Linked DNA regions of Homo sapiens: all the other regions are linked to region 5. Evidence: chromatin loops called from intact Hi-C (ENCODE). Cell type or tissue: IMR-90. All regions are shown on one strand.

Region 1 (5,000 bases), 740 kb before region 5:
GCATACCTAGCATTTAAGCCATGCAAAGGGATGGTTTGGGAAAACCTTGTTCTCCTTGGACCTCAGGAGGCTGTCTTTGACTTCCTCAGTTTCGTCATATAGTTCAGGGGAGTGCCTGGCTCCTTCTGTCCTCACAGTTGAAGGACAGGATATTTGTTTTATGCTATATTGTAGAATTTTAAAAACGCTTCTTTGTATTTCACTGCTAGTGAAGCAGAGAAATGAATCAGACTGCCTTATTTGTCCTCCTTGTACTGCGTTTTGGGAGGAGGCTGTGTAGGAGTTGTGAGGACTGCAAGCTGTGGGAGTCTAGGACATCCTGATTTTTGGGTTTGACCAATTTGAAAGAGGTGTAGAGAGGGTACCTGTGACCCATTCTATTCAGTGGCCCCACCTCCTGCATAAGCCTCAACAACTATACAGATTTCGGTGGTTTTATTGGAAACTTCTCATCATTGGCTTAGACTTGCAACCCTAATTCCCCCAGAAGTGCTCTGTGTGAGCTAACAGGTAAGAAATGATTAAAGAGCCTACAGGGTGCCTGGCACCTAGCAGACCTCAGTGCCTACTTCATCCGCAAGTGAACGCATGAGTAATCAGTCCCTTCATCCAAGCCATTGACTTCCTCCCCTCTATTTATAACAACCCAGAACTTGAGGACTGGGTGGTAGCAGGTCCTTCCCCTCACTCTGAATAATAGGAGGTGAATCATTTCACCTCTCCGGGTTGCCAGGGCACGCAGGGGGCTGAGGGACAACACTTGTGGGGTGATATGGACTTGTTCGATGAAGATGCCGAGGCGAGTCAAGGTGTGGGTGGCATCCACTGTTGTGAGCTGGCGGTGGATGCTAGCCTTGGGCCTGCGGCTGTTTCTCCAGCTGGGGACAGGGAGGCCTGTGCGGATGCTGTGGCTCTGCAGATGCCGCTGACAGCACTTTGAAGGATTGGTTTGGCCAGAGACCCAGTCCACAGCCTGCCTCCTGTATGACTCATTCTAGCTGCATATTTTGGTAGCATGAGGGCTTGAGATGAGATAAAAGGAGCACTTCTTAAGAGTGGAAGCTCCTAGGTTCTTGATTAGCACTTGAGAAATATAATGTTCTCTGCAGGTCCTAGAGGCCTTAAAAAAATTTGAGTATATTTCACATTACATAAAATTAGCCATTTTAAAGTGAACAGTTCAGTGAACTTAATATCGCCGCAATGTTGTGCTACCATGATTTCCAAAACATTTCCATCGCTCTGAAATAAAACCCCTTACCCATTAAGCAGTGATTCCCTCCTCTCCAATCTCCCAGCCCCTCGTAACCACTAATCAGCTTTCTCTCCCTATGGATTTACCTATTCGGGACATTTCATATAAATGGTGTCATGCAATCATGCAATATGTGACCTTTTGTATCTGGCTTCTTTCACTTAGCATATTGTTTGTGAGGTTCAGCCACATTGTAGCATATATCATCAGTATATCCTAGAGTTTTAATGACCATCCCAAATCCCCAAAGACAAGCCCCCCCGCCAAAAATGGTACATCTTTCTAGCTACCGTCATTTAGTTCCAACTCCTGCCAGGAGGCAGGGGAATCAACTAGATTCATTGTTTCCCAAAGAAGCTGCATTAGAAATACCTGGGGTTGGGGTGTGTCTCCTTTTTTTTTTTTTGAGACGGAGTCTCGCTCTGTCGCCCAGGCTGGAGTGCAGTGGCATGATCTTGGCTTACTGCAACCTCTGCCTCCCAGATTCAAGCAATTCTCCTGCCTCAGCTTCCCGAGTAGCTGGGACTACAGGCACGTGCCACCGTGCCTGGCTAATTTTTTGTATTTTTAGTAGAGACGGTTTTTCACTGTGTTAGCCAGGTTGGTCTCCATCTCCTGACCTCGTGATCTGCCTGCCTTGGCCTCCCAAAGTGCTGGGATTACAGGCATGAACCACCACGCCCGGCTGGGTGTGTCTTTTAAAAAAGACTGATTCCTGGGCTCCAGGCAGAGGGCGACAGAGCCGGTAGGCGTGGAGTGGGGCCTCTTAGGTGATTCTGACCTTCAGTGGGGCATGGGACCCCCCTAGGCCAGGTGATCTTTGGGGGGTGGGGTGGGAGGAGTTATCTTGACTCTTAACGACCTGCCAATGAGCCAGATGCTGTTTGTTGTTTATGATGCAGTTTCTGTGTTCAGAGGTTTCTGTGGCATGTAATTTTTCTCTGTTTGCCTTCTGAGGGGAGGCACTCGGCCCCTCCCTGCTGCCTTAACAGCTCCAATTAATTGTGTCTCATTTATCAAGCTCCAGCTATGCCCTGTGAGCTAGACAGGGGAGAGGGAAGGTTGTTCACACCCCGGGGTTGTGGTTATAGCTGATTGCACGTCAAGGTTATGTTCCTGGGAAAACCACCCTCCCACCCACTCCCAGGCCAGTGTCTTCTGGGTGTGGGACCTGTGTGGGGGATTGGCGATGGAAAAAGGCTTGGGGAGGAGGAAAGGGGAGATCAGGGGGAGATCCTTGGGGATGGATGGAAAAGGAACCAAACAAACCGGAAGCCACTGATTAAGTAAAGGGATCTAGGGACCTGTGGGTTGTTCTTGATTGCTGGGGTCTGCCCTGGGCTGCTGGTGTCTTGGCCACATGCCATGGAGAGCTAGCAGGAAAAGCCTGCTTTGTTGACTTCTTTTCTTTCCCCTGGGGGTGAGGATGGGGGCAAGGTGGAGACAGAGGAGACAGGTGAGGCCAGAGGGTAGAATGCATGTCTTGATAATAAAATTTACTTCCTGTCAGCCTGCCTGCTGGCTCCCCTGTCCTGCGCGCATCCATTCCTGATTCCTGCAACTAGGTCTGCTGTGGGGGGATGGGCACCCGGGCTGCCTTGGGGATCAGCTGTGACTCACCAGGGAGTTATTCTTATGACCAGGATGTGCCTGACATCTCGCCAAGCAAAGGAGCTGAGCTGTTCCTGCGAGTGCCTGGTGGCCCTCGTACAAGTCATTTCTTGCCAGGGATTTTATCCCCCTACTGGGCTGCCCCTTTTCAGTCTGCTCTTATGAGTAAAAGGGACATCTAATAAAAAAAGCTTTCCTTAAAAAAAAGAAGAGAAAGAAACAAAGTAACAAACAAACAGGTGTTTTACCAGGCTTGCCTTCTAGAGGTTTTCTTTTTTTCTTTTTTTTTTTTTTTTTGAGGTGGAGTCTCGCTCTGTTGCCCAGGCTGGACTGCAGTGGTACAATCTTGGCTCACTGCAAGCTCCGCCTCCCGGGTTCACGCCATTCTCCTGCCTCAGCCTGCCGAGTAGCTGGGACTACAGGCACCCGCCACCACGCCCGGCTAATTTTTTGTATTTTTAGTAGAGACCGGGTTTCACCGTGTTAGCCAGGATGGGAGTTTTTCTTTGTAGAAAAGCCCTTGGATGTTTTGAGGCTTGCCCTTGGTGCTCTTCTCACCTTTCACCTGCCTTGGGATTGGTGAGGAGGTCTCCTGTCCTCTGAGTAGATCGATTTCAGCAAGTTATCTTCAGACCTTTTGCCCACTCTGATCACTGAAAGCTTTGCAACCTACTCAAAGCATTATCTGAGTGTTACCTGCCAGAGGGAGCATTTTGATGTCATCTTTGAGGATGCCCAAGTTGAATATTTGAGGACTTTTTATCCCAGATCCCAGGGGAACATGGGTGATTTTTTTTTTCTAGGTTCCTAGTCCTTTATTGTATTGACATTTGCATAGTTTTCTATCCCCACTCTGGTTCAAGAGTGCAGATGTTTTGGGAGGGGAGGAAACTTTTAGCTGGGATTCCCAGGGCACATGTGTTGTGAGTTTCTGATCTCCAGATGGATCCAGGGGATTGGGCTGGAGAGGAGGAAAAGGGAAGGCTTCAGCGACCGGAGGAGATTCCTTTAGCTGCTTTCTCTTTGTAGCATTCTGGATTAAATAATTTATTTACTTCTATTTCTTATTTGCACTTCTCTGTTAGTGCTTGCCTGGACTTCTCTATCTGGGAATGAGGAGAGACATTTTGGAAGGACACATATTCCTAGGTCCTTTTCTTTAAAGTAAGGTCGCCTTTCAAATGTTTTTCAAAAAGAGTTTGATCCTGGATCAAATTAAATGCAGGTATTTAAAACTCCAAGTAACGTCGTTAAGGATTAGCTGCTTTGTCCTTCTGCCAGCCAAATATGTGGCACAGGTGTTTCTCTTTTCCCTGATGACATCTGAGAGCACCTCAAGGAGTGGGTGGGGAAAGTTCGAGTGTGCTGGGGGGAGGAAGCGAGAGAAGGAGAAAGGAGCTGTGGGTTTTCTGCCGCAGAGCCTTGATGAGAAGACAGCTCGGAGGGCAGGTTGGCCCAGGCTTGAACTGTCATCAGTCTAGGCTTACTCGTGGGTGGGGTGGACTGTGCGGGCTGGAGTCCCAGAAGCTTGATTTCCTTCCACGTGTGCCTCAGACAGCTGAGGTTGAGGAGGCTGGTGGAATAGGCTTCTCTCAGACATCGCTCAGCAAGAGAGGCAGCCTGTGATCCTGGTTTCATGGCATTGTCCTGCTTCTGAGTGTTGGACCACCTCTCAGAATTTTTTTTTTGAGACTGAGTCTTGCTCTGTCGCCCAGATTGGAGTGTGGTAGCTCAACCTTGGCTCACTGCAACCTCTGCCTCCTGAGCTCAAGCGATTCTTCTGCCTCAGCCTCCCGAGTAGCTGGGACTACAGGTGCATGCCACCATGCCTGGCTACTTTTTGTATTTTTAGTAGAGATGGGGTTTCACCGTATTGGCCAGGCGGGTCTTGAACTCCTGACCTCAGGTGATCTGCCCGCCTTGGCCTCCCAAAGTGCTGGGATTACAGTCGTGGGCCACCGAGCCTGACCAGCTCTCAGAATTTTTGTTATTCCTGTCATGACTTTGCTTTCCACAGAGTGGGTGGAATGTATGGTTCAGGTGTTCAAATGCCAGTCCTCAGACAGGTGTCCATCAGCCAACAGTGAAATAAGAAAATAAAAGTAATGTAGTTTTCCATACAGTGAAACAATGG
Region 2 (5,000 bases), 160 kb before region 5:
ATGCAATTTCATTTGTGTAGTTTTAAAATGTAGGAGGCACAAGTGACTAAGATATAGGATCCAAAGCTGAGGGCAGTGCAGTTCCTCTCCTCAAAGAGCTCACGGTCTAATACAAGAGACAGATTATTATCGCTATTGCACAGAGAGATTTGCCCACTCTCTCTAACACAATTGCGCTTTACTGGTTGCTAAGAGTGCAGTGGGAACACGGAGTAGGTGTTCTGAATGGCATTTTAGGGCAGCCCAGAAAGGCTGCATGAAAAGTTGGTATTTAAACCGGGCCACGAAGAATAAATAGAATTTTGACAGATAGAGGAAAAAGAGTGAGACTTTCAAGCTGTCAGCTGATGTTTCTAAGAGAAACCTCTGGCCAAGGGACACTAAGAGGTAATACTGGACAAACTCAGTAAGGAACTGATAAAAAGGTCTTCAGAAGGTGATAGGAAGAGGCTGGCAATCAACAAGTGAGAGGGCTTACAAATATCAGCCTTAACCACCACCCTATTGTGCTTCCACCAGGTACAGTCCCATCTCTCCTTCCATGAATTCCTTTCTCTAGAGGAAACTGACGGTTCTCAGGAGAAGTCCTAATTCCCCCAACCCCACCAACCTTTGCTTCCTCTGAGATTACTATCGTTATTTTACATAACAAAAATGACAACAGTATAAGTTACTCTGCCTTACCTAACAAACAATGATAAGAATAATAATAGCTATCATTATTTAGCATTTATTATATGTTAGGCATTTGTGCTTAGCATTTTACATATAAAATGTCGTTCAATCTTTGCAACAGCCCTTTGAGCTATGTACTTTTATTAACACACTGTATTTCACTGCTGAGGAAATTTAGGCTTGGAAACTTTAAGTAATGTGCCCATCGTCACTCAGCTAGTAGAGTTGAAACTCAAGTTTCTCTAGTAATCTCAAAGCCCAAGTTTTTAATCTCTACATCATCTGGTCTCTCTAGGAATTTCATTCTCCCATAACAATAATATCATAGTTTTATATAGTGCTCTGCAAATGCATACAAAGTTTATTCCTTTTTATTTGTTCATTTAACGGCAATAGCCTTGTGTTGTTATTTTAATGTTTCATTTTTAAAAATTAACTTATTTTTAATTGACGAAATTTGTATTTGTTTGTTGCTCTCTCCTTGAGAATGGAGGCATTTAGTAAATATAAATTAAAGGGAAGAAAGGAAAAGGGAGAAAGTTTGGAAAAGAGGAGGAAGGAAGAGGAAGGGAGGAAGGGAGAGAAAGAAAAGGGAAGAAAGGAAAAAAGAAAGAAAGTATAGAGGAGAAAAAATAATATCTTGCTTTATCCATCACAAGGTTGATGGCTGATACCTTTATAACCAAAGACAGATTAACAACAGAGAAGCATAACAAACGTATGTAATTCATGTTTTATGTGACACAAGTCTTCAAAAATGAAGACCCAAAGACCCAGGAGAAACTGTATTTTTATGCTTAGGTTTGATGATGAATGTAGAGGCATGATTGGACAAAAAGGGGGTATGACTTAAAGATAACCTGGAGGGCACTTAGTAAGGCCTGATTCTTCAGATTCTTCTTAGTCTGTCTGTGGAACATTCCTTCTCTCTGGATGTAGGGCAGGACACCTGTCACATGAGGGTCTTCAAGAGAGGTCAGAAAGACCTTTCTGCTTCTGTGGTTTTCTCTGTTTCCTTCAGCTTAAAATACTCAGCATGCCAAGGTGCCATACTTGGGGGGTAGAATTTCCTGCACTCTGTCAAAAAAAGAAGGAAAAAAAGGAAGGAAGGAAGAGAGGAAGGAAAGAAAGAGGAAAGAAGGAGGGAAAGATGGGAAGAAGGAGGGGAGGAGGCAAAAGAGAGAGAGGAAGGACAATTTTCTGATAAATAAATCGAAGATCAGAGAGCTGAAGCAACTGGACTGGAGTTGTGACAAGTCAATTACAATATCAGGATCAGAATCCAGCTTATGGATTCCTGATGTGACCATCTTTTCACTGGATTGTTGACTTTGGTGATAAAGGTCCAGTATTTTTTTTTTATATATATACACACAGGTGAAGAGAGATTTTTAAAGTTCAGTTTTTATCTTTGGTCATCAGAAACAGTAGCATCGTGAGGTAAAAGAGTTAGCTTTAGGACAAAAATGAATTCTCTGCAGGAAAAATGGTGTCTGACCTTACAAATTAAAGTCACATGACTTAGGGCCTATTATTACACAGCAACAGTCACATACCAAGCATTACACAAACAGATGGAGGGGGTGAAAGACGACTTAATGAGAAATGCATGAGAGGAATGTGAGACATGCATGAAGAAGGAGCATTAAATACCTAGGATAACAGCTATGGCTAAGCTACTCTGAGTTGGGATAAAATAGGATAGGCTAATAAAGGAGTCAAGAATGAAGAATTCATTCTGCATGCCAAGGGGAAGAAACTTTGTGATTGAACCATTACTCTGGGACCTTCTCAAAGAATATTCCTTATCCTATCTCAATACTTATCCCCTCCCTGGAATTCTTTGACTGTGAAATCCTTTTATAACCAAGTTTATAATGATCAAAAGGATATTATGACATCAATTTTAAGGAAAAAAATCACCTATGCATGATGGGAAGGTGAAGTAGAAGTTGCATTAATATTAAGTTGGAAAAATAGGAAGGTGGGCAGAAAAGGAATCACTCTATGGGGAAAAATTAAGCAATTGGCTGAGGAGATGTGAATCTGCCTGGATCATCTAATCTCACCAAGCCTCAATCCAATAGCAGTTCTAATACTGTCACCTCCACACAGTGTCCACAGCCTAACAAAATTTTTCTTGGATGTGAAACCACTATATTCTTTACTGAGGTCTTCACCCTGAAAATTGACTTCACTCTGAAATATTAGTAAGATAAATGTTATGAATGGAAAAATTCCCTGAGCTCATTCTATTCGCTATACATTCTTTCTTTTCTTCTTTTCTTTTCTTTTCTTTTTTTGAGATGGAGTCTCGCTCTGTCACCCAGGCTGGAGTGCAGTGGCATGATCTCAGCTCACTGTAATCTCTGCCTCCCAGGTTCAAGCGATTCTCCTGCCTCAGCCTCCCAAGTAGCTGGGACTACAGGCGCATGCCACAATGCCCTGCTAAGTTTTTGTATTTTTAGTAGATACAAAAATATCTACTATATTTTCACCATGTTGGCCAGGATTGTCTCGATCTCATGACCTTGTGATCTGCCTCCCTCCGCCTCCCATAGGGCTGGGATTACAATCGTGAGCAACTGCGCCCGGCCACTATTCTCTATACATTCTTCTTATTTAGGTCCACTTCACTATTGTCTGTTTCAGATTGTAAAATTGCTGAGTAGAACAGTAATGTAATATACTCTCTATGAACTATTCCCAGCTAGGAAGCATCAATCTTTAGACAGTTCATAAAGAGGATGAAGAGGAAGATGACAATGACAATAACCAGGAGAGTGGACATGGGATTCCATAAGGGATGGGAAGAATGGCTGGAATTTTGCTACCTTGTGTATTAATAATTTAAGGCAGCATGGTATAGAGAAAAAAGCCTGGTCTTTTGAGTGTGAGATAGATATGGCTTCTCATCTTATTTCTCTTCATCATGTGGCCACAGTATAGGGTTTACTCCATGGATTTACAAGGTCAAGATACACTTCTAACAGATAGGAACTATATCCATGCCTCAATATTTAAACTATGGATAGATTTATAAACTTCACCTTGGAAAGTCTCAGAAGTATTCTCCAAGCAAGCTAAAAAAAAAAAAAAAAAAAAAAAGCAAATGGCAGCTGACTTAATGGAAAAATATAACAAAACAATAACCTGGAGACAATATCTAGGAGGGAACAATTCTGGGACAGCATTTCTTTTTTCCCCACCTGACTTCAGAGAGGTAGCAAGTATTCACTGGGAGGCATCACTTTAAGCCAGGTACAAAAACAGGCTCCAACTACAAAAAGTGCGTTTTCCTAACAAAAGTATTCCAAGCAACCTCCCTGTACACGGCACATTTTCTGAAAATCAATCAAGCCCTCTCATTCAGCTGAAGTCCAATCGCATTGTCTGTCCCTTCCTCCAGAAGCCGATTTCTGCCAGGTAGAAAATTAAGTTTCCTTTACTCTTCTTTCAGACACAATGCTTCAGCATCGCAGAACTGTTGTTCTGTGTGGGAAACCGACTTCCTGTCTCAATAAACAAGCGCACACAGGCTTTTCTGGACACATAATGGAGCCTTTTTTATTTTATACAAAAATCATTCCACACTTAACACATCAATGAAGCCACTTAAGCTCTACTGCATCTGAATTAAAGAGGAATTGTGTGATCAAAGGGTGTGAAAAGAACCACACAGGGTGTTCTTCAGATCCTCTACTTTTGTTACATTTGATACATAACAAACCCAATAAATATGCTTATCCCAGGAGCTAGTTTCATTATCTCATACCCTTAAGCCTGGCGAAAGTATGTCTGTACTGCCCTTCGTTCCACAGTGTCCATTTTATACTGACAGTTTTGGTGAAAAAGTGAAAATTATTTGGCATGTGGGTGAGATTGGGGGAATGAAGTGGCTTTCCCTTTAGGTTTTGTTTGTTTCTGTTTCACTAACTATAAATGCATATTTATATGTTTATGTGTGTGTATAAATATATATCTACATGTATCTATCTATATACACACCCAAAAGAACTATATATAAAAATATGTAATATATATATTACAGATATAAAAGCATGTACATTTCTCAAGTTAATATTACACATAAAATGATAACACGGGAAATTTCTTTTTCTTACCAAATATTTGAATATAAAGCAAAAAAGACATGATGAAAATTCTCCAGTGCCTAGAATTGAATAGGTGAATAGGACATACTATAATCCTTTTATACCTTTTCATGCTATGAACATAGCTTCTGTGAAGGTTACTAGGTATTTAACATTAGCTGTATTTTTTTAGTATCATGCATTGTAGGAGATTTGGAAAATTCCTAGAGA
Region 3 (5,000 bases), 100 kb before region 5:
AAGCACGACTCGCAGCTCCCAAGAGCCTAACCCGTGGATTTAAACGGTAAACATCACAAGTTAGGGTCTCAGGGACTGAGAGGAGCGCAACAATGTTTTCTTTCTTGAGACAAAGCAAAGCAAAACAAGAATGACAGGCAATTTCTGTTCGAGGTTCATAACTAAGATGCAACAAACAGGTGGTATGGTATTTCTTCTCTAAGCTCCTTTCCTTCACAAAATTGAGATTCCGTTTAAGCCTAATACATATATACACACATACGCAGTATCTGGGGGCGCATATACAATCACGCACATACACATACGATCACGAGTACATCAGAGAAAACTCTTTCAAGATTTGGGCAAAATAGTTCACTAAAACGGAAAATAATATGCACAGACTCAGAAATGCCCAAGTTTTTAAAACCATAGTCTACAATAAGGATTTAGTGTCTTTTCAAAGCTTTAATTTACGACTAGCACAAATGACTGAAGAGAAAATAGGAGGCATCTCTTTCCCCCAGGGCAAGTATGCCGCATGCAAAAATCATAGAAATCGGGTTTTCAAAGGAGAAGACCAAGAAGTAGGATTCGGAGGCTATAGAAGTGTAAAGACGAATAGCGTTCTGAACTCACCCATTCGAAGCGGAGCGGGGCCCGCACAGCCTCCTGTGGCACCATCCCGAGCAAGGGGGGAAAATGAGAGCTCTCAGTGCGCTAGGCTGGGCGAGGTGTTTCAATAGAGGACGGAGAACGGGGGCGGGGAGGGGAGGCGGGGGCAGGAAGCGATACACCAAATCTCGAGACTGTAACTCTGTAGCTTATGCTTTGACGAGAGAAAAAAGGGCAGTTGGGTGGGAGTGGAGGGAGGGGCTGGAACTGATCAAATTTGGAAAATATTCACTTAAAAATTAAAAAAAGGCGGGGGGGGGGGGGGAGTATGAAACCTCCCCAGAGCTGCTTTTTGAAAAATTTCTTCCTTCTTTCTTTAGCGTGCACTTTGCCAGTCCTGCAAACGGAGGCTTCGTCTGCATCAGCTGCTTGGCTGAAGTCAAGGCCAAATCACCAAGAGCGAGCACCAGGCTGTCATTTGGTAGACACGAAGTGGGAAGGGCTGGGTGCGGGCTGGGGAGAGACATTCCCCCCGCACCTCCCGCTGCGGATTCTTTGAAGCCTTTGGCCAATATTTCAGAGGAATCCGAAGCATAATTCCCCTCCATCTTCGCAGACAGCCCCTGGTTCTGTACCTGATAGATTGTCGCTTTCCTCATCAGACTGGAAGTGGGGCTTTCCTGTGCCGCCACCAAAAATGAAAGGAAAAGGAGGGGAGGCAGATGGGAAGATGACCCTTTTACAAATGTTTCTTCTCCTTTTTCTTTCTGTTTTTCATTTCATTTCTTTCTTCTTCTTGTTCTTCTTTTATTCCAGGCCTGAGCAAGGTAGATGGCTGGCTAGTCAAAGAGAATGACAAAGCAGCCACAGCCAGGAGGACACTGGAGAGGCCTCAACGCACTTAGTAAAAATGCTAAATATTTTTTTAGATATTTCCATATGCAACTAAAAACAGTTAGAGCTCTAGACTCTCCCCCTCCCCTCCTTTAAAAATGGAATCATACTAGCAACACAGCTAAATTATGTCTCTTCTCCCTCTGTACAGTGTCTGTTTAGCAGCCCCCCCACCCCCACCTTCAAGACAACTTTTTTCTCACCTCTGTGGGTTCTTCTCAGGCACAATCCTCCGTTGAGCTCAGAGGCTCTCCTTTTTCTCTCCCTTCCCTTTTCCTTTTCCTCTCAGAAAAGCTAGTCTGTCATCATCACACCTAGCTTCTCTCTCGCTCGCTCAACCTCTCTCCTTTTCTCTTTTACCATTAAAATATAATAATAATAATGGCCCTTTCGACATAGCAGCATGAAGTGGCTGCCTTTGAGAAGCACATTTAATCTTTACTGGCTCCCCTAGGCTTCAGTGAAGAAGGAGAAGGCAAGGAAAAAAAAAGGAGAGAGAGAAAAAAAGATTGTAAGGGAGGCTGCTGACGGACAGCAGGCATCAGGCACAAATCAGCGACAAGTTGAATTTTCCTAGACCACACTGCCCCCTTTCTTCTCGGCTTGCTCCCTGGGCTCCTGGAAAGCCTGAGTGTCTGGTTACAGGAGGCAACGGGTCTCTTTTTGCCAACCATGGTGCAGATTCCTCGCATGCCTGCTTAAATCTCTGGCAGAATAAGAAATCAATATCCCCCTCTAATCACCTTTAGCTCTTCGATGGCTTCCCCCCTTTTCTGAGAATCCACTTGGCTCTCCTCGCCGCTCCCCCGCCCTGCCGGGCTCCTACATACAAAGCTTGCAGCCCTGTCATTTCTCACTTCCTTCCATATCTTGGAGACAAGCCTCTCTTCTAATATCCTCTCGCGCTTGCTCCCTCTCCTGTTGTAGTGTGTCTCATCCCTGACTTGCAGTGCTGGATGCACTAAGGCATCTCCCTGACTACTAATGAGGCCAAAAATACATCAGCAGGTCAGGGGGAAGGCCAGACACTGCATTATACAAATACAAAAAATTTCTCAGCCCGCAAGACCTAGAGATCAGGTATCACATTTTCGAAAAGGAAAAACAGGGAGGGAAAGAAGTGAGGAAGGGAGACCACAGTGCAGTTCTCTGCCTAACTGTTTCACATCCTAGGGGAATTTCAAGCACACATGCATGTATGAGTGCAGGTGATGGATTTTGTGAATCTTGGTGGCCTTTCTTTATGGACGGAAAGTCAACAATGCCCAAATATTTCTTTGCAATCAGCATTTAGCGGGATAAAAGAGCAATGATTCGGATCTACATTTAAGATATGTAGACTCTCTGTTCAGGCATGTGATGACTACAGAGCTAAAATTCCCTTTCCTTCCAGTGGCTGGGGTTTGCTCGTTGACTGTATTTGCCATATGTATTAATTTACCATCTATGTGCCCTTGGATTTTGAAATGAACTCATCAGTCACTGAAGCTCATCCTGACCCTTTGCTTTCACTGCAGGCATTTTCCTTATTCCTGAAGCATGTTTTTCCTCTTCAAATGTCTGACAGACACATATACACTTCATCGATCAGCCTCAAGTTCCCCAATAATGACAAGTAATATTTCAGATGACAAAAAAAAAGAGGCACAAGAAAAAAGGAAGACATCCTAAGTTGATTGGGGGAGCATCTCCTCTCATTTCTGTTGGCACTCATTTTTAAAGCTCTGCTCTGCTGTGATCCTTTAAGGCATGGATCTGCCGAAAATTAGGGTCTCTACCTATCTATGTACACAGTGGGTATGTTACCGTTCTAACCCAATTTTCCTGCCTAGAATCATGCAGACAACCGGCAGCGTGGTATTAAATATAATGTCAGATTCTGTAAATAGCAAGGAAAGGGAGAAAGGTATCTGAGGATGCAGGTTTCCTCCAAGTCAATATTTTTAAAAGATAGTTTCTTTGTGCTCAACTCAGACATAATTGTGCTTTGTCTCTGACTGTGAGACCTGCAGAAGCATACCTAGATGCCAAGGAAAAGGAGAAAATGCACAAATAAGAAGAAGATACAGACAGAGGAAGAAGGGAGAGGAGAGAAGTAGAGAGGAAAGGCGAGGAGCGCATAACAGCTAAAGGCAAAATGAGAGTGTTGGATTTTTGTAATACTTTTTTTTTCTTTTTGTCGTTATTGGGAAGGAGAAAGAGGTGGTTGCCAGGAGTTGGTGACTAGGTTAGAATCTTTTTCAGATTTGGCTAACGGGGTGTTTTCACTAGACTGATGGAGAAAAAAGAAACACGCTAGAATAATCATGAAGGGTGGAGCTGTTAAAAAAAAAAGTCTTTGACTCACTGGGTGCCTCCCTGTACACCAAAATGAATCATTCCTAACCAGAATCATCAATTGTCTTAGTGTACTTCTATATGAAGGCCAGATTATGGGAATCATGTCATTGCACCCATCTTCAAAACGAAGGGTAAATAGAGGACGAGATTTCCCGAGACTCTTTTAAACCTCTCTATATTTGCAACAATAGTTCAGCATGATTTTCACATAATAAGCTAATTTGCTCTTGCTTGTATTCACTCTGCTTACAAAGATATACAAATATATAGCTTATGAAAGTTTTGCTATGAACACATCATTTTCTCTATACAACTCAGCGATGTCTTTGGAGGATACTTATTTCAAGCAGTTAACACCTGACCCCAATTTCTGTGGGTAATTAGTGAGCTAGATAACCACACAAAGTGGGTAATTATTTAGTACCCAAGGGTACGCTAGAAGTGGGTAGTGGCTTTGTTAACAAAAGCACATCTCTAATTGTTGTATCTATGATGGGTGTTTTAAAAATACCAGTTACTATATCAAGTGAACCATGATAAATAAGTGAACTAGTTTGCTGTCCTTAGCATATACATATGTATCTTCTATCGTGGGTAATAATATTTACCTCTCTTGTATGGAGTGTTGTGAAGATTAATTAGTTAACATCTGTAAGACTCTCAGAAGATGAAATATTGCTAGAGGCCTTCTAAATACTGTATTATTATTGTTATTATTACCTTGGCTAAAAATCCCAGAATGGGAGAAATGGAGAAGGTAAATGTTATTGTCTGGTCTATGTCTAAGTTTGCAAATATGCTGAGATCACAAACATAATGAGTTTGATTATGGGGAGTAGTTTCCTACCTGACAGAGTCTAACCCACACTGTAATAGAAAAGAAAGGCAGAAGGTATTTCATTGACAGCTGGCTCTGGTTGGATCTGAGGAACTGAACTGGGATAGAAGTGGAGAGGAAAGGGAGGAGCAGGAAGAAGGAGTCACTGATGGGCTGGGAGGAAGCCGAAATCTGCTGGACCACACCCTCCTTCCAAAGTCTTTCTATCCTTCTCTCTCACAAGCAGCAAATAAGCACAAAAACCCCCAAAGAAGATATCTATGCAAGTCCTGGGACAAATTCAGCATAATGACAATCTATCTGCCAGTTACATAGCATTGATTCTGGAGGAGAA
Region 4 (5,000 bases), 65 kb before region 5:
CTCTCCAAAAAAAAAAAAAGAAGAAAATTAGCGGGGAGTGGTGGTGCACACCTGTAGTCCCAGCTACCTGGGAGGCTGAGGTGGGAGGATCCACTGAGCCTGAGAGTTGGAGGCTGCAGTGAGCCCTGACCACACCACTGCACTCCAGCCTGGGAAACAGAATGAAATGTGGTCTCAAAAAATAAAAATAAAAAAGGAATATATACTACAGTCCATATTGAATTTATTGTCAGAAGTGCCCCTGAGAGATGTCATCATCTGATACAGAAGAAGTTGAGAGTGACTTACTGGGGCTTTTAGCATTTACAGGTGACTCTTCAACATGGGTTTGAACTTCATGAGTCCACTTATAAGCAGATTTCCTTCTGTCTCTGCCACCCCTGAGACAGCAAGACCAACCCCTCCTCTTCCTCTCCCTCCTCAGCCTACTCAATGTGAAGATGACAAGAACGAAGACTTTTATGATGACCCACTTCCACTTAATGAATAGTAAATATATTGTCTCTTCTTCATGATTTTTTAAAAACATTTTCTCATCTGTAGCTTACCTTATTGTGAGAATCTAGTATATAATACAGATAACATACAAAATATATGTTAATCAACTGTTTATGTTATTGGTAAAGCTTCCAGTCAACAGTGGGCTATTAGTAGTTATGTTATACTTGGATTTTCCACTGTGTGCGGGTTGGTGCCCCGAACTCCTGAGTTGTTCAAGGGTTGGCTGTACTATACAGAGAGAGTAGAAAAATGATCACCTTTTAAGAAATGCTTTAGCTTAAGGATAAGCAACATAATCAATCGTGCCATGAGCTATGGGCTGCCAGAAAGTAATGCGTTATATTTAGAAGGCTTTCTCCTCAGTACTCAAATAGAAGAGATTTCCAAATTATAAATCAGGATTCTGGAAGCAGAGAGCGCGATGGCTGGGCCAAGCCTCAGATAGAATTCCTTGCTACCATCATTTTCATCAGAACAGACCAGCATCCAGACACCTCCTCTGAAAATAAAGAGTGGCCTGAAGTTTATCCTATATTACCTTAGAAACACAATCTACAGACAATATGGATTATCTATACCTTCTTAATAGGTATAATTTAGCTACATTCTTTTAACCACTGTATGCAAGTGTTGGGCAAGTAATCAGCTGAGAAGCCCTAAGCCCTCTGGAAGCAAGACTTTTTGACTGTCCCTATATTTACTTGTAAGAGGCCCAAAGCCAGGTATGAAGGAGATTCAATTACAGAAAAATTTAAATCAATGGCCACAATAAAAACAGCTTTGATTTTTGGTCCCAGATAGGCCATTTGAAGTATTACCTGATGGGGAAAACCTAAAATGCTTGTACAACATAGAGGGTAAAAAAGAGTTCTTAAAAAACTTGTCTTTGAGGGTGGGAGTGGGGGTGAAAGATAATAGACTACACATTGGGTACAGTGTACACTGCTCAGGTGACAGGTGCACCAGGATCTCAGAAATCACCACTAAAGAACTTATCCTTGTAACCAAAAACCACCTGTTCCCCCAAAACTATCGAAATTTTTTAAAAGAGTTGTCTTTGCTAACAGTCCTGGGGAAGCAATTTTTTATTAAAATATTGACATTCCTCCCAATGCTTCATTTGTCTAGATAAATGTAGCCCATGGCACAAAAATACGTTCTTAGGCTGGGCACAGTGGCTCATGCCTGTAATCCCAGCACTTTGGGAGGCCAAGGCAGACGGATCACTTGAGGTCAAGAGTTCGAGACCAGCCTGGCCAAAATGGTGGAACTCCATTTCTACTAAAAATATAAAAAATTAACTAGGCGTGGTGGTGGGCGCCTGTAGTCCCAGCTACTCAGGAAGCTGAGGCAACAGAATTGCTTGAACCTGGGGGCGGAGGTTGCAGTGAGCCAAGATCGTGCCACTGCACTGGGCAAAAGAACAAGAGTCTGTCTCAAAACAAACAAACAACACCAAAAGTACATTCTTAATAAAGTAGAAATGCACGGTGATTATGCTTTACTTATCATGCTGGCATTTTTCTAGCAATTTTTATTTTTCTATCATTCCCAACATTTTTAATTTTCCATGTATCTGGGATAGAATGTGGAATTAAAATAAAAATTAAAACAAATCTCTGTCTAAGAGCTTTCTTGAAGTATGACAAAGGTTTAGGGACAAGCCGTTTGTAATTCGCTGATGGCAGGAAAACTAATTCACTACTGGAGAATTCTGACATCTAAAATCTACATACTGATATGCTGGAGGGGAATGAGAGAGAATGTCTATGATTTTAATTTACTTAACCTATTTAGAAAAAAAAAAGTCATTTGAGTCATCCTGGCTCACTTTCTTTAGCATTAGTCAGATTGCATTTCCTTAAGCCTGCGAGTGTGTTTCTATGTAAATAAACTATGTAGTTCACTTGGGGATAAAAGTCACAGTATTTAGAGATTATAAAGACCTATTAGATCATCCGGTCTGGCCCACAAGAGATAATCCCTAGATAGGGAACATAACTGTTGATCTTTGCCAAGAAGCCAAGAAGAAACAGTTGGTAAAAATATTTTCCATACTTTTTTTTTTTTCATTTTAACTTATCTAATAGTGCTTCAGTCACTTCCCAAGTGGACTAGTAAAATGATCATGAAACAGTTCAGCTTATCAGGGAGATGCAAAGTTTAACTTATCTGAATTGACAATGGTCCACCCTCCTCCATTTGTTAAAGAAATGCTCTTGTTTGCAAAATGTGAACAGTGAAGAATCTGCTCTTTGAACTAGCCAGGCAGTTTCCTTTCAGTTAAGAAAGTCAAAAGGCAAGTTGTACCTCACTGGTTTTCTTAACCTACTTTCACTAATTTCAGAGAAATTAGATATTAAAACAGGAATCTGTACAGAGTAGAAAATGAATGATACATTTACAATTTACTGCTTTACAAACCAAAGTATTTTCCATCTTTATTTTCTATATTACATAAAATATGAAATATTATTGAAACTTGAAGTATACAGAAGTTTGGCATTAGGGTAAAAGTCAAAGTGACTCGGCAATATGAACCTTAAGAAATAAGAATTTGCTTAAGAATTTCCAGAGTCAGTATGATAGTTGTATCATGAGAGATTATATTCCATTAGAAATGCTGTTAAAAAAACATAATGTGGCCCTTGACTTCTTAAAGTCTACATCCTAAAGGCCGGGTACGGTGGCTCACGCCTGTAATCCCAGCACTGTGGGAGGCCAAGGCAAGCAGATCACCTGAGGTCAGGAGTTCGAGACCAGCTGGGCCAACACGGCAAAAACCCATCTCTACTAAAAATACAAAAATTAGCTGGGCGTGGTGGCAGGTGCCTGTAATCCCAGCTACTTGGGAGACTGAGGCGGGAGAATTGCTTGAACCCGGGAGGTGGAGGTTGCAGTGAGCTGAGATTGCACCATTGCACTCCAGCCTGGGCTACAAGAGGAACACTCCGTCGCAAAATAAATAAATAAATAGTAAAGACACCTATTCTGGTCACTGTGTCATTTATTCCCTAGTTCTTAAATCCTGCTTTGATCACCCTACGTGTTTTCCCTACTGAGATTATATTCAGAAAATTGTCAATATTCCTGAAGAGGTGAAAGTCACACACACGTACAGAAATAGGAAAAACTAACGAATAGTAGGGGATGAGCTGGTAACGTTAAATTAAAAGTTAGAAAAACTGGATCTAAACATTTAAAGCAGAATTATTTCTTATCAGCTAAACACAAATCAACCTAACCCAGGAAGGAAATTTTCTATTTTTATTCAGTTAGAATTTCCAGAGTCGGTATGATAGTTGTATCATGAGAGATTATATTCCATTAGAAATGCTGTTAAAAAAAATAGTGTGGCCCTTGACTTCTTAAAGTCTACATCCTAAGTCAAGAGCTTATATTTATTTAAGCCTATAACAAATTTGAGGATTTCAGAACTCAGTGAGACTCTCCATGTGCACTGAGCATGCACTGTGAGCTAAGCCCTTTGCCAGGTTTTGCAAGAAATCATAAAGGCAGTATTAGATATGGTCTCTGCCCTTCCAGAGCTTACAGTATGAGAGGGAAGATAAATATCTACTCCTCCGACCCTCATCTCCCACACATGATGAAAAGTGAGTGACTAACTTCTGCTATCTCATTTACATTGACCTCAGATGGTGAATCAGAGTCTAGACAAGAAAATCACACATGTACATGGGGAAACTGAGGAAAGTTTAATGAAAGGATAATTTGTAAAGATTGGACAGAGTTAAGAGGGACCAAGAAGAGATGGTGAAGTGTCCCAGGACTAACAATAGCAGGAAGTCCTTACACCCAAAGGCCTGAAAGAGCAAGAAGAGGGAGTAGTTATCAGAGGCCAGAGAGAGAGCTGAAACTGCAAGAGATGGCCTCTCTCAGGAAGGAATAAAGCTAGGTCCTCTCTGTAGCCTACAGGAAGTGAGTCAGGGGCATTTAGTACCCTAACCTCTGTCTTCAGTACCCTAACCTCTCTCTTCACTTTCTCTCTAATCTCTCCCTGTTGACTTACTTGGGCCAAACACACTCAGAAGCCGGTGGGCAAAAGAGACTGTTGAGGCAATGCATGAAGGTGCGCCTCTGAGAGCGTAGAGCTAGATAGAAAACGGTAGAGAAAAGATCTGGCAAGGCAGGCAATGGCCAACAGAGCTGGATGAATTTAGAGCCACCCAAGCTTACAGGATAAATATATGCTATATCCAGAAGTAAACATTTGGATAGATCGGTTAAGAGTAATGCTTTATTTGCAACAGAACATTTTGGCACTTTCCCATTAGATAAGATCAGTCAATGTTAACATAAGCTTCCAACTTAAGCCACAGAACATAAATGGTGAACTCTAGTTTAACCAATATTCTGCCAAGTGAGGTCTATAATTTGTACTTTTATGTGTCAACTAATTATACAAGATAAATTTGGTTTTATAACACTGACCTTGAAGCATACAGGATTCAGAATAACTTATAAATCTTAGGAGATGT
Region 5 (5,000 bases):
TTATTAACCTAAAGGTTGAACCAGACTGAGAGTAACTGAATGATTTGCTCATAATTAGTATTATTTATAATTATTTTACTTGGGAAAAAATATCACCTTAAATGTCAGGATGTTTTTTAATTGCTTCAGATGAGATTCAAAATAATTGACTTCGCAAATTTATTTTTAAAAACTCATTTAAAAACATCTGAAGCTGTTGACAGTCTGTCTAGAAGAGGCAAGATATTGATATTCATTACTAGGAACAGGGCAGAAATTGATCCATCATTTTTTTAACCACATGAATTGTGCATTGTGGTCACTTCTGGACTCTGAAATAGCTGCAATGCTGATAGAGTGATGCGTTTGTTCCTCTCCCCCATTAAATCTGCTATCTAAGCGAAGATGCTGTGTGTGTGGATGTAGGTATTATGTTTCTTGCTCAAATACATATTTACATATATTTTTATTAAAAGGGGAATAGGCACATGGGCGAAAAAAGGATGTATATATGTATTTAGTATTTTTAGAAAAATACAAATAGTCTATGTACACATTGCGCATCCATTCATGTGACTTACATAGGATACTAACTTTTTGATGGTGAGTAGGTATATGACAAATTTAGCATCTTTATAAATATTTGATTTATCAGTTGATTGGTGGAAATGAAAAAAAGTAAGGGACTATATTAACAGCTGGGGAAAGACAGCTTTTCAAATAATTTTAATTGTGCAATACGGGTAAATCACTAGTAAGAAACATGCAGCAGAATAATGACTATAAAACCTTATAATTATACAGCACTTGGATAGTCAGGAACTGTTGGTGTGTGCAGTATAATCACATGTGCTCCTTACATCTATATTTGGATGCACGAAGGAAGGATGGTAACAGTTTCATTTGACAGATGAGCAAGAGAAGTCAAGTGATTTTCCCACCATCTACATTGCCTTCCCCATACACCACATGGCCTCTGGAACCCGAGCGAAGGGTGAGTGCATCTATAGGCATCAAAGCCAACTTCAGTCTTCGCAGGCAGAATCAACCAGCCAGATCCAGTGTGCAGAACCCAATTTTCATCCAAGACATTTCAAGGAACTAAGTAACAAATGACCCAGACCAAAAACAAACAAACAAACAAAAAAAAAAGCAAACACATTTCAGGCAGTGAATATAGTGATGGGATGATTAACTGATTAACAGAGTCTCTTATTTGCTTCTTCCAAGCATATTTAGTCTGATCATGTGCCTGAGACATGGTGTGACATTTGCTCTGGCAGCAGTGTCCAGGACACAGACAAATCACTCATCAGTCAGGTAGCCAGGCAGACACCATCAATCATTATCTGCATGTTTGAGAAATACAAAACTGTAGCTGAGGTCGGGGAAAAGAACATTTGATGGTGGCTAAAAGGTAAGTATACAAAGATTCCTATTTATCTCCCAAAGAGGTTACTCTAACATGTGCTGTGGAAATAGAGTCATAAATTCTAAATTTTCTCACAGATAGGAGGTTAAGGCTAATATATCTATATAACGTATATGTTATATATTATCTGATTCTTCATATATATATATATATATATATATATATATATATATATATATATCTCCACAGCTCAGTAGGCAAACCCGCTGTTGAGGATAGGAAGAATATATTAACTGATTAATTATTATTAATGCCATCTTTTATTTAACTAGCAATTGTAATCTATTAAGAGCATTCATTCACACTATCTGACTTATTCAACCCTCAGAAAAACCCTGTAGGGCTCATAAGTAATATATTATTATCTTCCTTTTATAGACAAAGGAAAAGGAAACTCAGATATTTCCTTTCTTAAGCTAATCTCACCAGCAAGTGGCAAAGCCTGGACTAGAACACGGAATTTCTGACTCCTATTCCATTACCTAGAGCGACTGTGGAAGAGCCGAAGGAAGAAAGGGAAAGTGTGAAACATGAGTTCCGAGCAGAGAGGACCTGAAAACACACTCAGACCAGAATTCCTTCTAGTTTGGGTTAAAGTCCGGAGTGGGTGTGGCTATACGACACACAACCAGAATGATTAGATTGACTTTCTGGCACACCTACTCACTTTGAATTTTCTTGTGCAACTGAGCCTTTTGTGTCAATCTCCCATCCTCTCCTGCCTTGTGAAGTTTCTGGGGTGGCCGAGTTGGAACCAACTTCAAACCCTCTTATGTCTCTGATTCACTTTCCAAACCCTCCCTCTCCCACTCCGTGGTCAGCCTTTTGTATCACACCCTGCAAACATTTTTTTCTTTTGCGCTCCTTTGGGACTCCTCCCTCTTCTCTCCCTCCATCTCCCAACTCCTCTGCACTGCCTTTCCCCTTTAATCTCTGCTGACCACCTTTTGTGAATGCTCCATCCGCTCCTCCCCCCGTCACGACTGTCCTCTTGCGGGTACCTACCTGTGTGCTCTGCAGCCACACGCACCTCCTGGTTGCCCCTCAGATGTCTTGGTTCTGTCTGTCTGATGTCGCCAGCCTCCACCCGGGGCCTGTGAGCTGTGCATGTCTTCAAGCTCTTTGTTACTATTCCTCCTTAATTTATAATGCTAGGCAAATAACAACACACAATAAAAGATGATATCAGCTGTGTTTCTCGCCTGCAGCCTCCAGAAGTGTTATCTTAGACCCCATCATTGCAACAAAGAAATCTCTCAGTTGAGTGAGTGAAAACCAGTTACAGGACAGGAGGAGAAAACTTCTGCGCTTCCAAAATTCCGCAGCCCCAGCTGCCCTCCGGCGGCTCCCCCTTGTGGGAGATGTGGGGCATAGCAAGGCAGTGCCCAGTTGGGACGGTGCCTGGGTGGGAGGAGGGCGAGAGAAGAGTGCTCGCACTCAGGGATGTGCCCCAGAGGGCGTGGGGTCCGGTTCCGGCCACGAAGAACAGCCTCTGTGTGAGTTGCAGGACTGAGGTCCTCTGCAATTTCTCAGGGAAATACTTCCGGGAGACGCAGTCCTCAGTGCCTGGAGGTCTCTGGGTCCAGGTGAGTGTGGTGTGAGTAATAAGCCTGCATGGCTTACGCGCTGCATGGGAAGTCCTGTATCACAATCACAACGTATCATAAAGTCGGAGGTTCACACAGGGCTGTTCCGAGAGGTAAGGCGTGGTCTCCAGTCTCTGAGTAAAAGACTTGATGGTCCAGTCTCCTGGATTCTCTTGCCACCGTGGACACTTGGCCTTTCGGTCCCTCTAGAGCTCTGGACACATACTGCTCCCCACCTTAGTGAAAACAGACTGTATGTCCAAATAGTATCTTTCTCCAGAGGAACACGGTCTCATTTATACTAACCCACCCTGGCAGATATCACTGTCATCCTCCTCCTCCTCCTCCTCATTTGAGTGTCATACAGCTTCTTTTGCTTACGGTTATTATTGTTTTGTTTTTTAATCTTTATTACTGTAGTGTCTATGTTGCTTATGGAGAAACAGCTCATGAAGTAGCTGTGGTTTTTAACAAATGGAGCTTTATTATTTTATTCCAAGTTCAATCTTCACGTATGGTTCAGTATAGAGCTGCCACCAACATCAGAAAGGTAGTGGAGTTTAATAGAGTCCAGTGGAAATTGGTCTGAGATTTGTTTTGCTGAAATTAAGGACTCCCTTGCCAGGACTGCTGGAAGAGTCAATGAGACAATATGACGTGGCAAAACAAGCTCTAGGCTTCAACAGATCTAGACTCGATACCTATCTCTGCTACTTATTTTATGCTCAATTAACTACTCTCACCTCAGTTTCTTTGTCCATAAAATGGAGTTAACTTAGTTTCACAAGCAAGATCTCACAACTGGTATGATGGCAGAATGAAATAATACGTCACAAACCACATGCTCACCTACAGTTCAGTGGCAGAGCACGGTTGTCATTCTGGAAAGTTTCTTTGTTTGGATTCCAGTAACTGTGCTGATAAATAGAGAGCATCCCACTAGGCCTATTGGTTGTTTCCTCCACGTTTGACATCATGACCAGTTTTCTCCTGCAGACTCGGTCTGGGTCTCTCTGTCTGTGTCACACCCAGCATACTGTTCTCACAGAGGGGGAGCCAATCAATACTCCTTAATGGTGTGGCTCAATGCCCTGTACTGAGGATGATCAGTGAGTGTCACTCCCACTTTTCTCCAGAGACAGGACATAGTCTAGACATACGGTGCAGGAGGAGGTCAGGAACCCTGGGTTCTGATCTTAGCTCCACTTACTAGTGCATTGGAAATGATACTTGAAGTTGCACGAGTCTCTGATTCTGCTGCAGCTACTTTATGAGCTCTTTCTCCATAACTAACATTGGTATTACAGGAATAAAGACAAAAGACAGCAATAACTTTAAGCAAAAGAAGTTGTGTGCCACTTAAATGATGACGATGATGATGAGGAGGAGGATGACAAAGCAGAAGAAAGTATGTCAATGATGATATTGCTATGAACCATAAACTCACTAAATATTTCTCAGACCTATGTTGGGCCTAGGGCTGAATATGAAAGGGTTAAACTGCCCTGAAGATAATTAAGCCCTGTTACAAACTCAAGTTAAAAAAAAACAAACAAAAACAAAAAACAAAACAAAACAAAAAAACAGCCATAAGGATTTAGAGAAATCAAGAAAAGCAGCAAAAACATTCCCTTTCACGCAAACAGATCTAAAACTGAGAACCTTTAGTGACAAGCCCGCTGTGAAAGATGGGATCAAAATCCAGAATTACTTCTACAGGAGTAAGTATCAGAGGGTCTGGAGCATACGTGTCCCCATCAGGGACACGGGGTCATGAGTGGAGAAACAGGAAAATGAGTGGTGAGGGAAGGAGAGTCTTGTTCCCCTTTGGATTGGCAGAGCATTCCATTCTGCTCTGCACCCGACACCAGGAAAAATGCAGGACCCAGACAATAGGACAACAAAGATGAAGCAACCGTGTCATGAGGAACTTGAAGAACTGGAAATATTTAGGCAGATAAAGATGCAACTCTGTAATTGCTGTCTTTGAATATTTAAAGGAC
Region 6 (5,000 bases), 610 kb before region 5:
ATTTCTCCCCCTTTCAGTTTTTCTTCTGATAAGGCCCATACTGATGAATGCTCATGTCCTCCCCAGTATTGGAGCCCTCTGATGCCTCCCTTATTGTCCAGGGCATGATTTGCCTTGGCCTGGCATTCTCCCCCTTTTTATTTTTTATCACCTGTCTCCATGTACCTTGTGTTTCTGCAGAGTGGTTCTGAGATATAGGGAAAGCCCCTTTGAAAATCCAATGAAAACTATAGAATATGCACAATATCCTGAAGTTAATAATTGCTTTTTTCATTTGTTTGCTTAGGTTGTTTTGTACCATTTGCCAATGCTTTCTGCCTTTCAGTCGCCACTCAGGATAACTTTCCACAGGTCAACATGTCCAGGGATTTATCAAGTCCAGTTTTTCTCTTGGAGATACTCCTTCTAACAACGTGGATTCTCCTTTCGGGACAGATTGTTCTCTAGTCCTGCTGTGTGCCTGTTACCCAGGGACTTTCACTGCCTCCTTGGAATTCTCTTTGCCTTTCTCCCAGTTTAGATTCCTTGTTTCCTGGATCTTGTGTGTTGCTTTTTCTTGGTTTACTCCCTTGTTTGGGTGGAGTGCATCCTTCAGTAGCCTTGTCAGGTGAATATGATGACGCAGTGGCCAAGGACACTGTGATGACAGCTCTCAGGTGTTTGTCTCTTGAATTTTGCTGCTCTGGTTTGTATTGGTTGCCCTGTATACCTGGGGCACAACTGCCTTTTAGGACGTTGCACCATCATCATCTTCAGGATTTCCTTTACCTCCATCTCCTGTTGGAACTCCTGTTTTCTGTGTCCCAGTTTTTCTCTTTTTAGTTTAATCCCATGTTTCAGTAGAGCACGTTTTCTGGAAAATGCCTGAGAAAATGTATGTGGGAGGCCTGTGTGAGGTCTTGCTTGTCTTAAAGTGTTTTAATTCTGTCTTCAGACTTAATTGATAGTTGGGCTGGGTTTGGCGTGCTAGATTGTAAGTAATTTTCCTTCAGAGTTTTGAAGGTTTTGTTCCACTGCCTTCAAGCAGCTTTTCGGAAATCCAAAAGCCATTTTGATTCTGATTTTTTTTTTTTTGTATGTAACCTGTTTTTAATCCTCTAGAAGCTTGTAGAATCTTCCCTTTGGCACCAGTGTTTTAAAATTTCACAATGATGTGCTTTGCTCTGAGACCCTTTCCATCCAACATAGCGGACACTTGCATGCTTTTTGATATGGAAGTTTATATATTTTAGTTCAAGGAATTTTTCTTGAAGTTTTTATTAATGATATTTCCCTCTCTGTTTTCTCTTATTTCCTGGAACTCTTGTCATTCATATATTGTCTCCTGATCTGGTCTTCTTCCTTATTTTTTTGTTTAATCTTTTATAGTTTTGAAAATTCCCTTCCCCCACCCCCCCAATTTTCTAGGAGATTTACTCAACTTTATATTTCAACTCTTTGCTGAGTTTTTCATCTTTGTTGTCATGGTTTTAACTTTAAGAGCTTCTCCATTTTTACCACTGTCCCTTTTTATGGTATCCTGTTTTCTTTTTTTCTTGGATAAATAATATATTCTTTCTTTCTGAACGTATTAAGGATATTTGTTTTTGAAGTTTTCTTCTTGCAAAGCCTCTATTTCCTCCAAATGGCCTTTTTGGGGGTTAGGGCTCTGTTTGGCTTTCTGCCTTTCATGTCAAAGCCTTTTCTCAGATAGTTCTTGGTTGCTGCTTGTATTTAAGGCTGGGGACTAAAGTGCTGGTAAGTAATTCTGAGCACATGGGTGGGCTTGTCAACTTCGAGGTTCATGGCTGGGAACCATGGGGGAACTCTGAATCTTGGTTACTTCAGGGTTAGTCTCTGAAGCTGGTCATTTTCCCCAGAGAAGATTATTAGATCTCCTGCCTAGACAATAATTACCTTATTGCTAGGATCCTCGGAGAAGAGGACTGGGACTTCCATATGTAGGTTTAATCCCCCTTTTATCAGTAGGATATACTTGCTGTCAACTACGCCTATCTAAACAACTCTCTGTTTTTACTTTCTCCAAATAACAACCCTCCATTCTTCTATTGGGGTGACGTATGGGTTGGTTGCCTCGTGGGACTGATAGGAGGGGATATAAGGAATGTAGCTGCGTCTTAAACATCATTCAGTCAGTTCCCTTATTTTAACTCCTTCTTCACTTCCAGTTAGATGCCAGTTTCTGAACTTTTGGAGGACTGTGTGTTGTTGATCTGATTGGTTCTGAGCTTTCTCCTGTGACGGCTTAGGGTAGGACGCAGCCTTCGCTGGCCTCTTTAGTCACATACCGCTATCTGTCTTCTTTCCAGCTCCCAAATCTCATTATCCATGTCCTCGTGGATTTAGGTCTTTGAAAACAATCTCTTGACTGTGGCTTTAGTGGGATCCTGTGGGGAAGCAACATTAGATGTCTGTATCTACTCTGCTCTCTATCCGGAACTCGCATTTGTCTTCAGGTTCCCATTGTAATTTCTAAAGCACCGTAATCTCCTAGCATATTGATTGGTTGCTGTTATTGGCCAGCTCCCTCAATATTAAAAAGTAAATTTTAAAAATCTTTTATTTTAGCAAACGTCACTGCTGCCTCCACTCCCACCCAACTTGGGCGATGTGACCGATTTGAGTTCGAATGCCACCAACCGAAGACGTGTATTCCCAACTGGAAGCGCTGTGACGGCCACCAAGATTGCCAGGATGGCCGGGACGAGGCCAATTGCCGTGAGTAGTCAGAGAGCCCTTCACCCCCTGGGCACGTTTCTGCAGAGAGCACAGTTCTGGTGCTTCTGCTTCATTTCTGGATCAGCACACGCCTGTGTGTGAGTCTGTGTACTTGCGTAACCATGCTCTTACTGCATTCTCCACAAGCGCTTTGCCACGTGCACCCATACCATTGCGTTAGTCACCTTCTTTTTAATAAGTTGACTGCGTTTTAAATACCAGGAGCGTGTCCAATAAAAATACTTTCTGAATGACTAAGATAAATATTTTAAATAGGTTTCATAAGCATGTTTAACTCTTTAAAAACGCCCTTGGGGAAAGCCACAACTCTTCTGTATGTACATTCATTCTTCTGGAAGTATTTAGTGAGCACTTACTGGGCGTAGAAGCTGTGTTATTAGAGGGTTTGCCTCTAGCACCCCATTAAGAAAATTCATTCTCAGTCCTTAGGGTAATTATGGTTGGTGAGATAGTGTGCCGAGCCACATGGGGAATAATCACAGGGCCATCTGAGCCCAGTGTGAGGTGATGCATGCATTCTCTACGGGTTTGGAGTTGGTGGGTCCTGGTGTTTGGTCCTCTGATGAACCCAGGGAGGATCTTTGCAGTGAGTGATGGAGGGAGACACTGGCTTCTGCAAGCGTTTATCCTCATGTGACCAGTCAGCGCTTTTCAGTCCCTGGCTGCACGCTAATGCCGCCGTTGGCTGGTCTGTCCTACTGTAGCAGACTTGGGAGGGCATGGCTGGACGGTGCTTATGCAGCCCCCCACCGGCCTGCCTCTCTGACGGTTGGGTGCTGCTCTGGCTCGGGGATCCCTGCTTTGCGGGCCTCCCCTCCATCCAGTCTCCTGCTGGCTGCAGACAGCAGACGTCCTAGCCAGTCACACTCCCTTCCTTGCCAGGATAAGGGCTTCGTCCGTGCTTGCCTGATTCCTGTCCTGGTGAATGTAGAAGACGCCCCTCTCACTCTCTGCTGAGAGCCTCCCTGCCGCCAAGCCCTAACCCTAAGCAGCAAACGCCTCAGTTCCTCCACTTTGATCCCTGTTCTGGTCCCATTTTTTTTTTAATCTTAAAATAATGACTTCCTCAACCAATGAAAAACTGAGCCTCACTTGGAATCCTACCAAGTCTTACCATTTAGAGATGGAATAGAATCTGAGGTGGAGGTTAGTCATCTCTTAATTCCTCTAATTCAGTATTTACAAAATTTATGGGACTTAGCAGGATCATGTGGAAGTGCTTATAAGAGATGTGAATTTGGTGATCTCACCTCAGACCACTGAATCAAGAGCAATGGTGGAGGAGATGCTCGGGAACCCAAGCCTTTTCAGAGGTGCCCTGTCTGATTCTTAGCATCAGACAAGATTGGCAAATACTGCTCTGTCCTAAATAGTTCACCCAGTAAGGCTCAGGGGGAAAGGGAAGAGGGAGTCGGCCGTCCCTTCTCTGTCTGTAGCGTTGTTCTCCACAGGGTGCCCGACTGGGCTCTCCCTGGAGAGGCTTGGTTAAGAGGAAGGAGTGTGGATCCAGTAACATCTTCAGTTTGGTTGGACAAATTTTTGTTGATCATGCACAGCGTGGCAGGCATTGATCAGGTTTCTGGCAATACAAATTCTTTGTGTTTTTTTTCTGGCAGGCATTGATCAGGTTTCTGGCAATACAAATTCTTTGTGTGTTTGTTTGTTTTTTTTTTTTTTCTTTTGAGATGTCATCTCGCTCTGTTGCCCAGGCTGGAGTGCAGGGGCGGGTGGGATCTCAGCTCACTGCAGCTTCCGCCTTTCGAGCTCAAGTGATTCTCTTGCCTCAGCCTCCCGAGTAGCTGGGACGACAGGCATGCGGCACCATGCCTGGCTAATTTTATGTTTTCAGTACAGACAGGTTTTGCCATGTTGGCCAGGCTGGTCTCGAACTCCTGACCTCAAGTGATCTGCCCACCTTGGCCTCCCAAAGTGCTGGGATTACAGGCCTGAGCCACCACGCCCGGTGACTGGCAATACAGATTCTAGTGGGAGGGACATCAAGTCAGCAGCTATCCTACAGTGTGGTGTAGGCAGTAGCAGAAGTTATCCAAGGAACTGGCATAGTTTGCAGGTGGGCTAGCTTCCTGGAGAGGTGGGGACAGGCCAGGAGAGGCAGCCCCATTGATGGTGCCTGGACAACGGTGGGACAAGGTGGCAGATGATGGGCATTCTAGACACAAGGGACAGCATGTATATTCCAAGGCTCAGAGGCATAAGAAAACAGACCTGTAGAGTGGCTGTGGGTGGGACAAAGGTGAGTG

Evidence for each region. Peaks named below come from ENCODE experiments on the same cell type or tissue, not always from the same donor. Only the 100,000 strongest peaks of a DNase experiment are listed, where the experiment ranks them.
Region 1: a loop joins it to region 5, with 4 times the contacts of the local background. A loop is called at or near these places in 2 of 110 quality-filtered maps.
Region 2: a loop joins it to region 5, with 3 times the contacts of the local background. A loop is called at or near these places in 54 of 110 quality-filtered maps.
Region 3: it touches region 5 in a loop (4-fold over the local background); 75 of 110 quality-filtered maps call a loop at or near these places.
Region 4: a loop joins it to region 5, with 6 times the contacts of the local background. A loop is called at or near these places in 7 of 110 quality-filtered maps.
Region 6: it touches region 5 in a loop (5-fold over the local background); 2 of 110 quality-filtered maps call a loop at or near these places.

What each region holds. Positions count from the first base shown.
Region 1 is chr11:121,463,885-121,468,884 of GRCh38, forward strand. All of the region lies in intron 1 of SORL1 (sortilin related receptor 1), which reads left to right. Among named protein-coding and RNA genes, the nearest start is that of SORL1-AS1, 13 kb to the left of the region's middle. RefSeq lists enhancers at 1,884-3,083, 2,647-2,716, 4,132-4,181, 4,562-4,611. In IMR-90, no CTCF peak of the experiment used is centred here; DNase peaks (open chromatin) are centred at 967 and 2,897; H3K27ac peaks cover 605 bases.
Region 2 is chr11:122,036,492-122,041,491 of GRCh38, forward strand. It overlaps a transcript of MIR100HG not described here. Among named protein-coding and RNA genes, the nearest start is that of MIR125B1, 61 kb to the right of the region's middle. In IMR-90, no CTCF peak of the experiment used is centred here; a DNase peak (open chromatin) is centred at 2,270; H3K27ac peaks cover 2,082 bases.
Region 3 is chr11:122,099,756-122,104,755 of GRCh38, forward strand. The region is part of intron 4 of MIR100HG (mir-100-let-7a-2-mir-125b-1 cluster host gene); the gene reads right to left. It overlaps MIR125B1 (microRNA 125b-1), which reads right to left and starts at 89; the gene lies at 2-89. In IMR-90, a CTCF peak has its summit at 2,091; DNase peaks (open chromatin) are centred at 766, 1,026, 2,086, 2,436 and 1 weaker place; H3K4me3 peaks cover 3,481 bases; H3K27ac peaks cover 3,788 bases.
Region 4 is chr11:122,134,889-122,139,888 of GRCh38, forward strand. All of the region lies in intron 4 of MIR100HG (mir-100-let-7a-2-mir-125b-1 cluster host gene), which reads right to left. Among named protein-coding and RNA genes, the nearest start is that of MIRLET7A2, 9.2 kb to the right of the region's middle. In IMR-90, no CTCF peak of the experiment used is centred here; DNase peaks (open chromatin) are centred at 2,383 and 4,773; H3K27ac peaks cover 3,186 bases.
Region 5 is chr11:122,200,348-122,205,347 of GRCh38, forward strand. The region is part of intron 2 of MIR100HG (mir-100-let-7a-2-mir-125b-1 cluster host gene); the gene reads right to left. Among named protein-coding and RNA genes, the nearest start is that of MIR100, 51 kb to the left of the region's middle. RefSeq lists an enhancer at 2,833-3,042. In IMR-90, a CTCF peak has its summit at 2,756 (motif pointing left); DNase peaks (open chromatin) are centred at 2,224 and 2,734; H3K4me3 peaks cover 2,020 bases; H3K27ac peaks cover 3,462 bases.
Region 6 is chr11:121,593,055-121,598,054 of GRCh38, forward strand. SORL1 (sortilin related receptor 1) reads left to right here. Exons shown (of 48, transcript NM_003105.6): 32 at 2,569-2,718. Among named protein-coding and RNA genes, the nearest start is that of SORL1-AS1, 140 kb to the left of the region's middle. RefSeq lists an enhancer at 2,201-3,400. In IMR-90, no CTCF peak of the experiment used is centred here; a DNase peak (open chromatin) is centred at 2,887; H3K27ac peaks cover 3,630 bases.